2 separate regions of the Homo sapiens genome follow, and region 2 is linked to region 1. Evidence: chromatin loops called from intact Hi-C (ENCODE). Cell type or tissue: PC-3. All regions are shown on one strand. Links, peaks and the distances in the headings refer to the core of each region. The heading gives the core; the rest is flanking DNA. Region 1 overlaps SEMA3D (semaphorin 3D). Region 2 has its middle 300 kb from the start of LINC00972.

Region 1 (9,023 bases), core at 692-8,691:
ATGTTTTATTTTAGTTATATATTTATTTCTAATGAGGGTTAGCTCTTCAACAGAATGCAAATTATAAAACATTTAATATTGCCAGAGATAATATTTGCATTTATCATAGAGCAACAAGTAATGAGCCCTTGATATCTCATGAAGTTGTGGCACCTCAGTCAACAACAATTAAATGCCGAGCTCTTGAAAATATGAATGAACAATATGACTTATGTCACACTTACACAATTCCCTTTATTTTAGCTGATGTGCTTTTAATTCCAAATGTGCACTGGCCTATCCAATTATTAATTATTTTCATTTTTCTTCTGATAATTGTTAGTTTTATCACCTATTTGTTACATATATACATATTAGCTTAGAAATGTAGACAAAATAATGTTTTAATTTATCTTGCATTATGCTGCAATATAAGTGATTTTTTTTTTTTTTTTTTTGAGATGGAGTCTCGCTCTGTCACCCAGGCTAGGGTGCAGTGGCAAGATCTCGGCTCACTGCAACCTCCACCTCCTGGGTTCAAGTGATTCTCTGGCCTCAGCCTCCTGAGTAGCTGGGACTACAAGCGCGTGCCACCACACCTGGCTAACTTTTGTATTTTCAGTAGAGATGGGGTTTCACCACATTGGCTAGGATGGTCTCTATCTCCTGAACTCATGATCCACCCCTTCGGCCTTCCAAAGTGCTGGGATTACAGGCGTGAGCCACCACACCTGGCCACAAGTGATTCTTAAGATAATAAAGCAATCTCCAACTTCAATGTATTGCCTAGAATTCTAGAGCTTGATTCTTCCAACTTAAAGGAATAATCGAATTTTCCAGAGTATAAAGTTATAAAAATCACATTTCAGAAAAATAATATCGCTTTAAGACCTATGGTCTTAACTACATTTTAATTTGGTATTGAAAAATTTTAAGAATTTATCCTAATTTATGAGCAAATTTCATCTCCTTATGAGTTGCTTACATTTTCCACCCAAGTCATCATCAATAGGCCATTTATATTCATGAAATACAGAGGACACACAAAGAAAGAGAGCTGACACAGATTAAAAAGTAATCTTTTAAACAGGCTCTTTATGAAGTAAATCAACCTGTTTACCAAAAACACCACAAAATACCATTAGCATAACAGACAGTAAGAAGAAAATAGTTATATCATGCAAATATCTTATAGCCCACAGACAGTTTATGGAAATCCCCACAAGAAAAATAAAACAAAAAGTAATGGTTCTAAACATGCTTTGTTTGGAATAATGATGCCATTAACACTTGGCACTACAGTGCCCAAATGGAAGTGTGTTTGCATAATGGTTTACTCTACTCTTTATAAAGATAAACACAGAAGGTCACTGTGCAGAGTCTGACGTGCTTCAGGAATAAATGGCACTTTGAAATACAGAATGTCTCACTGTTTCTGGCACAGCCTACCTTTTTAGTCTGTTTAAAAAAAAATAGACCTAGGGTTTTATTCTATTTCTTGTTTTTGTAATAATAAAATTTCATCCTTATTTGCTTAGATGGATAAAGAAAGTCAATACTAAAAATGTGGCAGTTAATAAATAAATTATGTTAACAATATCAAATATGGTAACAGTTTTGATATCAATGTTAAAATATTAGCATAGTATAATAAAAATAACATGTATGAAAGATTCTGGTTATATTCAAAATATTAACCAAAAGATTTTTGTTTCTCCAAGTGAGACTAAATTCCTGGAAAGATGCTTTTATAAGTTGACAATTTGGTATGCTTAACCAGCTCCCCATTGTACATTTTATGTGTCTTTTCTTCACAGTTTGACCCTTGCCTACACTTTATGTATACTGTCTAAAATGTGCTCCCTATAATACTCTGATGTCTGAGCTTTTCGCACCATGTCCCAATATGATCTCATATTTCTCTTGTTACTTGTATTTTGCAAGGCTTATAAGTAAATAAATTGCATCAGTTTATGCCGTACATACATCAACATTGTTTGGGGAGAACAAAGCAAAACAAAACAAGCCAACAAAGGCTCTGCTGGGCAGAGGTGTAGCTCTTCTCCTCAACAACACCCAACAGTCTTCACGTTTTCACTTCAGTCGCCCAAAGCACATGGATTAGTATCATTATTGCAGGAATTCAGGGACCCTGAACGTAGGGACCGGCTGAAGTCATGGCAGAAGAACATAAATTGTGAAGATTTCATGGACATTTATTAGTTCCCCAAATTAATACTTTTATAATTTCTTACGCTTGTCTTTACTGCAGTCTCTGAACATAAATTGTGAAGATTTCATGGACATTTATCACTTCCCCAATCAATACCCTTGTGATTTCCTATGCCTATCTTTACTTTAATCTCTTAATCCTATCATCTTCGCAAGCTGAGGAGGATGTATGTCACCTCAGGACCGTGTGATTATTGCGTTAACTGCACAAATTGTTTGTAAAGCATGTGTGTTTGAACAATATGAAATCTGGGCACCTTGAAAAAAGAACAGGATAACAGCAGTGTTCAGGGAACAAGAGAGATAACCTTAAACTCTGACTGCCAGTGATCTGGGCAGAACAGAGCCATATTTCTCTTCTTTCAAAAGCAAATAGGAGAAATATTGCTGAATTCTTTTTCTCAGCAAGGAACATCCCTGAGAAAGAGAATGCATCCCTGAGGGGAGGCCTCGAAAATGGCCGCTTTGGGGACGGCTGTCTTTTATGATCATAGCTGTGGAATGAAATAAGCCCCGGTCTCCTGTAGCGCTCCTAGGCTTATTAGGACGAGGAAATTCCTGCCTAATAAATTTTGGTCAGACCGATTGTCTGCTCTCAAACTCTAGTTCCTGATAAGATGTTATCAATGACAATGCCTGCCTGAAACTTCATTAGCAATTTTAATTTTGCCCTGGTCCTGTGGTCCTGTGATCTCACCCTGACTCTGTTTACCTTGTGATATCTTATTACCTTGTGACACATGTGATCTCTGTGACTCACACCCTATTCGTACAATCCCTCCCCTTTTGAAAATCACTAATAAAAACTTGCTGGTTTTGCGGCTTGCGGGGCATCACGGAACCTGCCCACATGTGATGTCTCCTCTGGACACTCAGCTTTAAAATTTCTGTCTTTTGTACTCTGTCCCTTTATTTCTCAGACCAGCCAACACTTAGGGAAAATAGAAAAGAACATACATGAAATATCAGAGGTGAATTTCACCTGATATATCATCAGAATTTTTTCTGTTTCACTAAGATCAGAAACTCAGAATTTCTGGCCCTTTCCACAAATTCCTCATTGTGACTTATTTCTCCCCTTCTCACTGACTGTGTCTATTGTGTCTAACTGCTTTGTTACCCACATCACTCTCTTTACCATCACCTCAGCTACTGGTGGGACCCAACACCTTTAGTTCCTCAACCCCTTTCGTCTGTTTTTTCCTCATACTTATCTTAGACCCTGATATTCTCTTATTTTGACAATGACTGGCTGCACTTTCAGCTAAAAATTTGTAACCTAGTATAAACACATAAATCAACTGTCAGTAAGGGTAGAGGAGGGTGTTAAATTGCAGTTTCCAGGCCATCATCTTCAAATTTTTCATTGCAGCAAGTCAAAGAGGGGTGATAAGGAATCTGGATTAATCATGAAAACACTCCAGGTGGTAGGACAGAATCTACCCCTTTTTAACAGTCATTGACTTTAAAATTGGTTCCCAAATCTAAAGTGCCAGACTCAAATTTTCCTCTAACTCTAGTCCTCATCTGTCTTTATTACCTAATTCATGAACCATTACATTATTTTCCATCTTCTGTCACTTCCATCCTCTGGTCATATACAAACCACATGTGTACTCTGAAGGTGTTTTGATGCAATTGATTTGGTAGGCAATGGGGAGCCATGTGTTGTTTTATAAACAAGAAAGACAAACTTTTCAAGTGGTCAAGGTTCTTCTCAATATTATCCAAAAATTTATTATGGCTTTATCTCTAACTAGGCTTCTAATTTGTGAATAAAATGATGTCTTATTCTCACTTAATCATCGTAGTGCTGAACTCCACTCCAGTTATGGGTGAGAACACAGTGACAGAATGTAAATGATTTGATGTAGCTGCAGAGCTATTCACTTTGACAGCAGGCTATCTAATACCAGTGCATACTCTTTCCTTCACACTGTCCTGCAGATAGTAGGATTTCAGTAACCATTATATGACTGGAGGAAGGAAGCAAGAAAGATAGGAAAGAAGGAAGTGAAGGAAGAGAGAATGACCAACTAGTGTTCAAGAAACACAAGCCATAAGTTCTACGGTAACTACTCCAGAGGTATCATATCTACCACATCTCTCCATGAACTATATCATTTGTGGATTAAAAACTGAACTGTTATTTTATTGAACTGCAAACAGTAATACTGAAAATAATATATATCTCAATTCCACTTTGATAAAATTGAGTTTTCAAGCCTAACAGGATAATGTCAAGCTACTTATTGATCTGATAGAAAACAAAAAGGTAAGGCATTATATAAATACAAGTAAATACGTGTTTTTTTTACCATTGAAGTGTGAACGAAATTGATATGGTTAAGAGATGGATGAACATGCAGTCAGAATGACAGAGATTACTATCAACCCAGCATGAAAGTATAGGACTGGGAAGATAATGGGTCTGATGAAATATAGAAAAAAAAATAAGGAAGTCAATAAACACATGAATAAGATCTGAGTCAGGCAGAATGAGTAAAATAAATACTATAAAGAACAAGAGAGACAGAGTCATAGTGAAAGAGAGAGAGAAATTGAAACTGAGATTTCCACGATGGAAAAAGAATTAGCCAGAAGGCAGCTTAGGCAAATGGGGGCGATGCGGTTTGCCTGACTCTCTGCCTGTAGAAACACGCATCATCATTCTAATGAGAACCTTGGGGAACAAGAAAACATCATAGCAGCACAGGAGGTAATGGGACCCTCCTAAACAGGACTGGTGGGACTGCACCTGGTGTTCAGACCCAGGCTTCTCATTATCCAAAAGGTGCAGGGAAGCTGGAAGGAGTTCAGAGACATGATGGAAAAATGATTAAGATACAAAGAAAGATGATTTCTGATGGAAGATTAAAGCACTAAAGAAGCTCAACTTGGATGAGCAACAAGTTGATAGACAAAGTACCTCTCTGCAAACCAGTAAAAGATATCAAAACTCTGGGGGAAGAAAGTATTATTTAATTTTTTACTAGGAGAAGAGGTTTATGAAGAATAATTGCAATGAAGCAGAAAAGAAGTCAACCCTAAAATTAGGAAGTGAAGTATAAAAATGCAAGCAATGACTACTTGCACGTATGGAGGAGGGGAATGGATAACATCAGTCGGACAATGTAAATAAAATACAGGCAACTTGACCACACAGAGGGTGACCATGATTCTGGAAGACAACACAATCAACATAAAATAAGGAAATATCAGAAAATTAATAATAATTCAAACTCAATTTCCAAAGGGACTAAAAATTTTAGCTTTATCTTCCATGTTTTGTTGTTACACTAGTCTTCACCTGAAATAGTAAATTAATTCAGCAGTTTCCAGAAGGGAACTAAATAAAATCAAATAATTGGTCCTTTTAACATGGCTTACAGTGATTCTTTGTGTTGGTTTGCAAATTAATATTTTAAAATATTAAAATGTGAATGAATCACTCACATAATTAGCAATAGGGGTAAATATAAAATATATAAATAACATATAGATAGATACAGAAATAAATCATAAATATTTTATAATGTTTTAATCATAAAATTGTTCCTCCCTCCCCTGCTGTAACTTTGCAGGGTATGAAAAACCCAGGCACCCATGGCCTCTGGAGGGGCAAAGAAGACAGGGCTGGAACTGAGGATGGTTGCGGGTGGAGTAGGCGGGGAGAGTTGCAAGAAGCAGGAAGAGAGGAAAACAACTACCATTCACGTAGGAGTGAGATGGCTCTTCACAGAAGGAAGCAAACAATTCTTAGGTGGGACTTACTTAACCATATGTTGCATGTACATATAGGCCAATCTGTGTTTTTTTCTATGAATCACTCTGTAATACCCATTATAGGAAGAAACTGAACTACCCACACAGGTATTATTTTTGGATTATGATATTTGAGTTAGCAAAACAGGTATGTCATCCACTATCTTACAACTTAAATATTCACAGTGCCGCATACAAATATATTTTTATTAAAACTCAAAGTGAAGATTTCTGCATTTTAAGAAACATCTGATGCACAATAGAAAACTCTGAAGAAATGAAATTCTCACTCTAGTCAGACTGTCCATTTGTTTTCATTTTATGTGTTTGCTTGTCTGATAAACACTCATCTCTGTGCTTTGAGAGTCAATATAATAATAATCTGTACCTGTTTCGTAGCTGTTCCCAATTTGTAAAACGTGTTTTTTTTTTTAATCTCATCTTAATTTCAGCTTTGGAGTTAGATATTCCTCATCCTCTGTTTCACAAGTAACAAAGCAAGAATCAGAGGGGTTTCTGAGCAGCCAAAGTCAAGTAGAAAGAAGGGCTAACAACAGCAAAGACCTGCATCCTCCAACTGCCCAACAAGTGATCCTTCCACTGCACTGTATGTCCTGCGCAATTCATGTACTAAGTCACAGCATCAGTAAACACAGAGTTAACAAAACAGTGATTATTGCATAAAACCACACCCTTATCATAAGTTTGTTGGGAATCATTAAAAGTGAAATTATTGTGAAAGAAAAATGAAAGAAGCAGGTGACGTAGATCAGGTAAAAATTAATAATAACAAAAGTTATTAGCTTAAGTTTCCAGAATGCATAGCCATTTGTTTTCATTGAATGACCTTTGTTTTCTAAGAATGACATGTCATAGTTGATTAAAATGCAACTCATGCCACAGTGAAAAAAAGCCAGAAATTTCAGGTAGGTTTCAGCATTTAGAACAAAAGGACACTCTAAAGATGCAGTGGAGTGGAGCAGTAAGTGGAAGGAAGAACAATATGGGAAACGTGTACTGGGAGGGTGAGGAAAACCTGAGGAAGAACGTGGAAAAAGACTGGAAGCTCTGTCAAGTTTCCAGAAACTGAAAACAAGCATATGCACAAAAAGAAACTTGACAACGTCTTCCTAAATGCACCAAGGAGCAATCTGCAGAACAGAAGGTTCCAGTAGCTGAGAGGAAATACACTTAGCAGAGGCAAACATCATCTTGGAACTGACTGAAAGGAAAATAACATTTAAAATGTTCAGACTCCTTGGAAGACAGAAGTAAAGGAACTGAGTCAGCGACTGAATGTCATAAGGCAGAGGTTTAGAGGCCGAGGACATCCAAGGAGGTGAGCTAACGAGAAGGAAAGACAAGGATGTGAAGTAAGAATATAAAAGAAGTATATACATATCCAAAATATACAGTAAGATTAGAAAGTAAAACAGAATACAAAGAAAAGAAAAAAAAAGGCACTTGGAAAGTGGCCTCTCCATGAAAGTGAGCCAATGCTTGTGCAGCAGTGAAGAACTTAAACTCTAAAATCAAACTGCCTGGTTCCACATTCTATCTTGACAGCTTAGTAGGAGGAAATTGGGGCAAGTTATTTAATCACTCTATACCTCAGTTTCTTCACTTGAAAAAGGAGAAAGTAATATCACCCACCACACAATAAATCAAGAGAATTCAGTAAGAAAATTGTTATAAAGCAAAGAATACAGTGCTTGTCACCAGAGTGAACAGTAAAACATAATCTTAATTTCCAAAGTCTTGAAAGATTTATAATACTTCAAAGATCAGAAATGGAATCTGGAAAAAAAAAGGCTATAAAAATGATCAGCATGATGGAAAAATAAGAAAAAAAGAATCAACTCTCCAACAGAAAGGATAACAGGACAGTAGGAAATAACTAGGTAATTTAAAGATGAATTTTTTAAAGTAATGAATAAAGTGAAAGATGTTACTTAAAATTTATCTGATCCAAGACAATTTACTATGAAAAATGTAAATTCATGGAAAATGGGCAAAGAAGCCCCTTATTTCTGAAAGACCCAATTCAGAAATCCAGCTTTAATCATTTAAAGTGGCTCACTTATTCTCATTCCCAGAATTGCTTTCAACCAGCCAAATGTTTCAATCCTGATTCAAGTAAATAACCAAGCATTTCGTATCTGAATGCTTTTCAGAAACAGTAAGGAAAGGTAATTTTTGCCAATCTTTCAAATATAACTTGAACTGAGTAAAGTTACAGACTCCCATTCTAACAAGAAAAGCTTCAATTTTCATGTTATAAATTTTTATTTTGTAAATGGAAACATCAATAATAAGTAATAATCACCAATCTTTTTTGAATGTTTACTATGAAATAAACTCTACACATCTTATTTCAGACTCTTTTGGAAAACTTTTCAAAATGCTAATTAGTTTGCAATAAAGTTGATGCTCAGAGAAGTGTAGTGAGTGCTTCAGGTCTTACAGTCAGTCAGTAGCAGAGCATGGATTTGAATAAAGGTCTATTTGAGCAAAAGTATGTCCTTTTCATAACGTTGCTACATGGGAGCCTTCACTGAATAATAACTTGAACTAAGTCACTACATAATATCACTGTATAATGATACCACCTATCACGGATTTAAACTAGTTATTTAAACTAGTTGTTATTGTTTGTTTTAACCCAAACCTATCTCTATCTGTATGTATCTATACATATACTTATTTATCTAAACTCCTATGAACTTGATAACAAAATTTCTTAAAATCTAAGCAGATAGAGAGCATTTTTGAGCTGCAAATCTTTAAAAAATATTTTTTTGGAAAGGAAAATTAGATTCCCTTAGTCATTATAAGTTCTCATAGTCTGAGCATCTCCGCAAGCTGCATTTGATTTTCATGCTTAAAGATGCATGGATTTCTTCATACAACACAGCCTCTAAAGACAAGCCAATTACTTCATCTGGTGCTGAAGTGAAGAAAGTGACTTGACACAGGAGGAAAACTTTCAGTGTTGTAGTTTATTGAAAGACTGAATGTCAGCCACTTTTGTGGCACACAAATTTTGT
Region 2 (9,023 bases), core at 421-8,420, 560 kb after region 1:
GTAAGACTCTGCTAACTAAACTGAAGACCTTATTTGATTTTTATCAGTTTATGCACTAATGTCATTTTTTCTGTTGTATGATCCAGTCCAGCATACCATACTGCATTTAGTCATCATCTCTCCTTAGTCTCCCCAGATAGTAACCGTTTCTCAGTCTTTCCTTGTTTCTCATGACCTTAAATGAAAGAGAATTTTGCTTAAACAAATAAATGTCTTGCATTGAAAATCAACCAATCTAGCTTACACATTAAGTGTTTTGTATATAGTTATGTGATATATAATAAATGCTCATTCTATTATGTTATTATTATAAAATATCTTGTAGATATTATGTAATATAGCTTAAATATTTATATAAAGGCAAATGTAGTAAGAAAAGTTAAACTTTTTATTCTAATTGTAAATTTTAAATGTACAAAATATTTCTAAAGATAAATGATTATGGACTTCTTCAGGGAATAGGAATTAAAAACCAATAAGCCATGTAATGGTAGTGAGACTAAGATAGAATGGATTAGGGTTAAGAGCATCTACTTCAGATTCAGAAAGACTTGGATTTTGTTATCAACTTAGTCATTAACCAGCTGTGGACTTAGATGGGTTATTTCATCTTTCTAAAACTTAATTTTGTCTTATTTAAATAAAGGTAGTAATGTTACCTACCTCATAGATTTATTTTAAAGATTAAATGGTATAATAAATGTATCTTTGTAAATTAAAAGTAGCTTTTAATATATGTAATTAATAGGCGAAAGAAAGCAGGAAAAGGATATAAAAAGAAATAATAATTTAACCATGTTAAAAAAAACTTATTAAAACTGACCAAATTAGAAGAGATCATACAGTTGCTAAGGAGAAAACCCAGACAATTGATTTGTTATCTGTTGACATTTAATATCAGAAAACTGTATAATTATAGTCTTCTTTCATAATGTTTTAGTGTTTCCTTGTAAATTAATTTATCTTAATAGAGAACTTCAATATTAATGCAACACACACTAATGAATATTCCAACTTTTTTTTTTTTTTTTTTTTTTTTTGAGACGGAGTCTTGCTCTGTCGCCAAGGCTGGAGTGCAGTGGTGTGATCTCGGCTCACCGCAAGCTCTGCCTCCCAGGTTCATGCCATTCTCCTGCCTCAGCCTCCCGAGAAGCTGGGACTACAGGCACCCACCACCACGCCCGGCTAATTTTGTGTATTTTTAGTAGAGACGGGGTTTCACTGTGTTAGCCAGGAAGGTCTCGATCTCCTGACCTCGTGATCCGCCCGTTTCGGCCCCTAAAGTGCTGGTATTACAGATGTGAGCCACCGCACCCGGCCCCAACATGTTTTAACAGTTTCCTGTGACACCAATGAACTCAAGAAGAAGAACAAGAATTAACTATTGGCTCAATCTCCAGGCACAATCTTCAGCAAATTTATTCATCGTATAAGAGTCATATGTTTTATGTGCCACAAATAAAAAGTATACTATGCTAAAAATATTTTGCATAGGAAATTTATCAGAAAATAGAAAAAAAATATTTTTGTAAATCTGTTATTTCCCACACTAGCAATTTAGACGGGTTTCACATCCATTGCTTCTGGCTATTTCAGTTTGCTGCAGAAAGAAGAGTCCCAGCTTCATGTATCAGTTTTCTGTTGGAGTTTTACTCCCAAATTCAAACAGAATCCCAATAAATGTAATTGATAAGAAAGGCATAAATTGATGATGGAGAAGAAACAGACTGAAAATAGTAATATCCTAACATTTGTATGTTGTTTATATATTTCAAAGCTTTTAAAACATTTTCTCACTTTATGTGTATCTGATCTGTTAAACTAATCAGGAGAATAACATTGGATTATATATGTAATAGGAAAACTGAGTACAGGCATATTAACTTATTATTTCTGTTACCCAGGGATTTCCTGACAAAGCTGGTACTAAAACTTGGTTTTATTTAATCATAATTCTGTTTTCTTCCTTAGACCATACAAGAAAATGTTTTTGTTGAAGTCAATCATCTGGAATGGTATCTTTTCCCACTACTTGAACACACACAGAGGTCTAACCAAAGGCCTTTTTTGACTCCATAGACAAAACTGATTCTCAGGAACATCAAAGATATATGGATCAGAGAGAGTGAAAGACTCTACAAACAGCAACATTACCAATAGAATGGGAAATGTATGCATATCTTGTTTAACATCTTATGCAAAAAAAAAAACCTATTTGTGTAATTAATTGTACAAACTTTTCTTCTAAAATCAAGTAAGCAAGCAGAAGTGCTTCTTAATTTTTTTTTTAAAGTTCACAAATACCTGGAACATTACTAAATGTCAGAGCTGCTAGCTCTTATCTCTCTTATAAGAAGATGTCAATCCACTTAGAAATATAAGACTAACATATATGCATAACTGTAGTCGAATATTAAAAACTAACATATTTGACAAAATAGTATATTAATATGGCTATATTATACTCCCCACTGAATGATGTAAGAGATCAGAGGGAGGGAAAATCAATGAGAAGATGAGCAATCAGGGGAGGTTTCCTGTTAAAAATTTGAAGGAGGCTTAGCCAAGGAGAGGGTGGAAGGTATTCAATACTAAGGAAATATAAAGAAGTACAATGATATGAATGAAAATTTGGAAATACCAGTGTCTGGAGATAAATTAAAAGAATCTTGGTCTGAGTTTGGTGGCTCAGGCCTGTAATCCTAGCACTTTGGGAGGCCAAGGCAGGAGGATTGTTTGAGCCCAGGAGGTTGATATCAGCCTGGGCAACGTAGTGAGACCCCATCTCTACACAATTTTTTAAAAATTAGCATGGCAGCTGGGCAAGGTGGCTCGCGCCTATAATCCCAGCGCTTTGGGAGGCCGAGGTGGGCAGATCATGAGGTCAGGAGATTGAGACCATCCTGGCCAACATGATGAAGCCCCATCTCTACTAAAAATCCAAAAATTATCTGGGTGTGGTGGCTCATGCCTGTAGTCCCAGCTACTTGGGAGGCTGAGGCAGGAGAATCGCTTGAAGCCGGGAGGTAGAGATTGCAATGAGCTGAGATCGCACCACTGCACGCCAGCCTGGCGACAGAGCGAGACTTGGTCCCCCCAAGCCAAAAATAAACAAACAAACAAACAAACAAACAAACATAAATTAGCCTGTCATGGTATGGTGGCACACACCTGTGGTCCCAGCTACTCGGGGGCGAAGTGGGAGGATGGAGACTGCAGAGAGCCGTGATCCCGCCACTGCACTGTAGACTGGGTGACAGACCAAGACCCTGTATTAAAAAAAAATTAAAAAAAAAGAAAGAAACTTAGAATTTTAGAGCTTGAAGGGACTTCAAATATTATACAACCCAATCTCCTGTTTTCTCAGTTTGGGATCCTAAGAATAAGAAAACAGAGGTGACTTGCCAAAGACACACAGCTTGTTAATGATTCAGTTGGTATATGAATGTGGGTCTCTTGATTTTCACAGTCCAGTGCTTTTAAAAATAAATAACAAGTTAAATTTTACTAGTTCACATTTAATTCAATGTGAATGGAGCAATTAAAATTAAAGACTGGAAAGGGGAGACTGGCAAACAGAGGGCTTGGAAATATGTTGTTGCAATTATTGTTAACCTGTGAGAGTTTCACTTATCTTCCTGTTTCTGGCAGGAGTCGGTATTTCTGAAATCTAATGTGGCCTCATGCAATTATTTGGCATGAAATGACCTAAAGAGTGCCAGAAATATCATGAGTGAGACTGTACAGCAAAGTTTCCACCCCATTTTCAGTGCTAAGATTCAGTTTGCTTAAAGCTTCTGATGAGAGGTCCAGGCTTGGAAGTTCTAATGCACATGTGTTAGATGGTAATTGCATCAGAAGGGCAGGCAGGGTTACAATTTCACCATGCAGATGATTCTTTCTGCTATCTTGATGACTAAAATGTGTATTGAGGTATAAACTTGTCAAAGTGGTAAAATATACACTATGAAATTCACAGTAACTAATACAAAGGCAAATAATGATTTTCATGATTAGATACGTTAGGAAACTAACTCGACTAATTCAGTAAAACCTTATATATACAATGAATATTTTTTATTGTTTCCTGTGTGCCAGGTACTCATCTAGGTAATCATGACACATGGATGAACAAACACTTATAAAGTCCTGTTCTAATGCAGCTTCTGTTAGTGGAAACTTATATTCTAGTTCATCTTCTGCATTCTAGAAAAAGTGTCAAGAAAAGAATATGAAAAGGTGAGACAAAAGTGACCTTTTGCTTACAAATTCATTCTAAGAGGAAAGGCTGATATAAAGACTTAAAATTACAAAACAACAAGGCGTGATTACCAGCTGAAAGTGTATTGTGTCACACATAGCACAGAAGAAAGAGTGAGTCACACTATTGGGTAAAAAACAGAAAGAGTTTTGCTAAGAAATAGGCTCTATTTTGGCTGCATTTTGAAAGCAGGGTTAAAAGTTGCTAAAATAAAATTGAGTATGTTAGCAAATGTACAAAATCTAACAATTTTGGAGTGGAGATAAAGGGTTATTTTAACAACAAGCAAAATTTTGTCTTACAAAATTTTACATTCTTCTTGCTTCTTCCTTTTATCCCTCTTTGTATGAAAGCATTATAACCATTATAATGGAACCCTTTACAAGATGTATTGGATAATTGGATGTAATGAATGCATATTAAGAATGTTGTGCATTTACTTAGTAAAATATAGTTCATTAAATATAATATTGAGATATAACAATTACTTCTTAAAATTTGAGTCTTTTTTGTTGATTACTGCTCATGATTTCCACATTAACCTTAAGGCATAGAACGGAATTTACATACCATAACAGCAGTGGGCTCAGATGTAATCAATTTTTACATTAGGTTATTAACATCTCTCTAATCGTCTACTATGTTATCTGCAATTTTTATCCAGCCAAGTTAAAAAATAGCCAAAAGGAACACAATACTTAAAAATTGCTAAATGTAGAGGGGAGTCATGTCCTGGTCTACTTTTAAAAGGCATATTCAAATAATCGAAAATTTATTTGGAAATGCAAGTGGATAAGTTGTATCAATTTTGGCAGCTAAATATGACTTAAAAATAATTTTGGAACTTCACAAGCCCACCCAGTATTTTGATTTATTTTCAGTAGAGCGCTTAATTTTTCTAATGAAATATCCATGACACCTAATAAAGATAAAGGTATCCGGTGACTTTAGAAACTCCCACAACATTGGAGAAAAATCTGAATGAAAGAGAAAATAAAGAAAATGGGTTTTTAATATGAATTGTTGGTAAGTCTAGCTTAAAATTGTGCTGATCTGTAAGTTAAAAGTTGTTTTTGTGGTTCTCAGTTTACCTAAAATGAATTTCAGAGAGTAATAGTAACTGTTTAACAGAATGTTTGAAAAGCAATAGCTCATCATATAAAGAGTAGAAATTGTAAAAAGTTGAGACACTTTGAAATAATGTATCAAATCTGTGTGTGGTTAAACATTAGAGTAGAGAAAATGTACAAAGAAGTAACATTACAGGGAATATATGGACACAGATGAGTCCACAGACTGTGCAAGCATGTCTCTCTCCATGAGTTATCATCATATGACCACTTATACACTAAGCTCAGGGGTAGACTGAGAGGAGTGTAGACTGAAGGGGAACTGAGTCAATCCCATTCGAAGACGCATGCTTTGCAGGCATTGATTTTATTCTAAGGAATTCTATATTGTTGTTTTCTTTTTTTAATATGAAGAAATCCTGAGTAAGGGTGAAGGAAAGATATCTGAGAAAAATGATTTTGTTTTGTTTTCCTCTTTGATTAGAATTACATGGGATATTTCAGTTTAGTATTTTCCCTTTGATACAAGAATTAGAGTGGCTATATTTGGTTATTTAAAATAACTTTTCCAAGAATTATTACCCTTTCTTTGAAATGAATTATTAGATCTCTCTAACTGGTCTCCTCTCCTCACTTATAAAGTTGGTTTCTCTGAGACTTAAATGAGATAATCTACTTTAAGCATAATTAAGTGTTCCCTAATAATTTTAATAAAATAAATGGGAAGCTGTGGATATCCCTCTGATTCTCTAAAGGGATTATTTTGTTTTGTTTTGTTTTGTTTTGTTTTGTTTTGTTTTTGAAACAGGTACAACCCAAAATATTTAAAACTTTAAAAAATATATAAATATTAGTTTCCTACTATGCATAATGCTAGGTTCTATATAAATTACAGAATTATAGCTTATAAACTTTAGCCCCAAATTGTAATCTCTTAATATACTGTAATCTAACTTTAGAGATGATAAACTAGGCTAAGATTTCCTGCTACATGATGCAGATTTTAGTTAGTAGCATGACTTCTTACAAACTGAAAATTTATCCTGGTAATATTTTCTGGGTTTCTATTATATTCTATGGTTAGATAACTATGCCAATGAAACCCTTTTATATCCATAAACAAACCTCCTTGAATATAATCCTATAGAAACCAACTTTATCATCACTAAGCCAAAACACAATATGGTGAAGCTATAAGGCACATTTTACTCAGCATTCTAATAAGTATGGAAAGCCAACTTCGAGGACAGAAGGTTCTTAGGAAGCTACACTCATTCTTTTGCATATTATTTTGAACATTCAAAGGAATGTTTACTAAATGTCACCCTAAATGTCTAAATGTCACTAAAACTTTCTCTACTTCTAAAAATTCATGATTCTATGATTCTGTAATTTAGCCTAGAAAAATACTCTTCAAAACATAACTTGGGCCATTCAGGAAATAATACCACAAAGCCAGTCATGTTTGTGCTTCTGTCTTTTGGACAGACCACTATTTATTTTTACAGCTTTCCCCCTGATGGACCTATATGGGAGGGGGAGATAGCAAAATAGGATCCTCATTATTGTCAGTTCTTAGTTTTTGCAAACTTGGAATTCAATTGGTTGAAAATCATTGATTTAACCTGACTCTAGTAAGTTTGTGTTGGACTAAGGTTGGTAAGTAAAATAAAATATTGGACATAAAATTTCTATGACATTTCCAAACAATATAAACCCTTTTTCTTCTTTTATTTAAAGCACCCTCATGAACTGTGACTTGAGTTGGATTAATTTTTCTCTGTAAATTGGAAAGTGCAGTAAAAGGAAAAATTTTAAGTGTCTCTGATTTCATATTTTTAAAGCTACAGTTAACTGATCAAAAAATGGAAAGTGAAACATATCAAAGTGTGTGACATCAGCTCCAACCTGTAATTAATTACATCTCCATAGCCTAAAAGTGTAACCAATTATCAAAGATCCTTGCATTTTTGAACCATTGGTGAGTGGTTCAAAACATGTATTGTATATACATATATTTATGTTTATAAACATATATGTATGTTTATGTTACAAAATATGTATCTATTATAGATGTTGTGTATTATAATGCATACATAAATATATAATACATTCTTAGTATATATTTCAACATAAGCACCAGATTAAACTAAGGAGACTGTTAGCAAATAACACTACTTAACATGTTTTGAAATAATTTTCTTTGTAAACATTTTATTTTCAAAAATATAAAACAATCGAATAATTGACACGTCATAACCCTGATATCCTTCTTAATCATGAAATAGGTTCAGTTATTTTAGAATTGAGAAGTTTATCAAGCAAACTTAAGGAATAATCAATATAAATCTCTCCCAGATTTCATTTTATCTCAGGTAAAAAGTTGTAATGAAGTTATCAGCAGTCCCCAGAGAAGCTACAAAGTTTTTTTTACACATTTCAGAGTAATCAAGATTTGAATAAATTTTATTAAATGTGTAAATTGGAGTAATACTATAAGATCATAAAAATATAGCATTTTGTTGTAATTAGGTATTTTGGAATTTTAGGAATACAGGCATTATAAAATTTACAGCTGTGCTGCTTTGGGAATAGTGATTTGTGCATTTTACTAAAGAAATGGTGTCTAAATCCTTTTGTGAAGGTAAATTATGATTTTTTAAGGGAAATCCTTAACTAAATGTCATGAAAATATGCCTGAAAAACATATTTTGTTGTTGTTGTTGTTGGTTTATTTGTTTTTACTTCAAAATAAAGTATCAAATCAAGTCACATTAGATTGAGACTAAAAATTGCTTCAAGAAACATCATCATACTACCTTTTGTGACACAAAAGGGCTTAATCTTAATATCCAGAAGGAATATTTTCTTTTGGGGTGGAGAATGTGATGAAAAGTCAATACTAGCTGTACCTATACCCTGATTCTTTTATTATCTGAGGGACATAGAGAGTGGAAAAATAAACATTGGAGACTTGGAAAAGTGAGAGGGTAGGTGAGGGATGAGAAATTACCTAATGAGACAATGTACACTATTTTAGTGATGATTAATCTAGAAGCTGAATCTTTACCACTACGCAGTAAATGCGTGTATCAAAACTGCACTTCTATCCTCTAAATCTATAAAAGAAAAAATACATATAACACAATAATAATAATAATAATAATAATAATAAGTAAAAAGGGGTAATGGTGGGGGGAAAATGCTTGGATCATTCTTGGTTTGTTTCTCCCAGTGATATGGCTACTGATGCAGAATATGCACTTTAGACTGAAAAATTTTATTCATTGTGCTTGAAATTCCAGGAAGAAAGATGGAATGTCATTCTTCATCTCCCCAGTTGTCAGTTGTAAATTTGAAAAGTTATATTGGGGTTTCCATTGAATTATGTATCAAAGTGGTTTTCCTGTTAAGTCTAGCGGGAATCTGCTGAAGAAAGGCCACAACAGAATCCTGGAAATCAATACGGAGCATTTTGTGTCAAAAGTACTTTCTGTCAACCTAGAGTACATTTTGCTCAAAGGAGATGACTGGTTCAGGCATAGATAAACTATTATTAGAGAGACACATCCTCAGAGGCCTCATTGCATTTATTTGTTGCTTTTAATTTTGTTTTTAATCAACTATACCTATCCTTATTAACATGACCTTTGTACATGGCTTGGTAAATTGAAAATATCTGGAATTTAACA

Evidence for each region. A loop is a pair of places that touch in the nucleus more often than their neighbours do. Peaks named below come from ENCODE experiments on the same cell type or tissue, not always from the same donor. Only the 100,000 strongest peaks of a DNase experiment are listed, where the experiment ranks them.
Region 2: a loop joins it to region 1, with 13 times the contacts of the local background. A loop is called at or near these places in 1 of 110 quality-filtered maps.

What each region holds. Positions count from the first base shown.
Region 1 is chr7:85,155,684-85,164,706 of GRCh38, forward strand. All of the region lies in intron 1 of SEMA3D (semaphorin 3D), which reads right to left. Among named protein-coding and RNA genes, the nearest start is that of SEMA3D, 27 kb to the right of the region's middle. In PC-3, for the core only: no CTCF peak of the experiment used is centred there; a DNase peak (open chromatin) is centred at 4,738; H3K4me3 peaks cover 929 bases; H3K27ac peaks cover 1,630 bases.
Region 2 is chr7:85,716,449-85,725,471 of GRCh38, forward strand. No RefSeq gene overlaps it. Among named protein-coding and RNA genes, the nearest start is that of LINC00972, 300 kb to the left of the region's middle. In PC-3, for the core only: no CTCF peak of the experiment used is centred there; DNase peaks (open chromatin) are centred at 3,823 and 3,993; H3K4me3 peaks cover 1,006 bases; H3K27ac peaks cover 1,666 bases.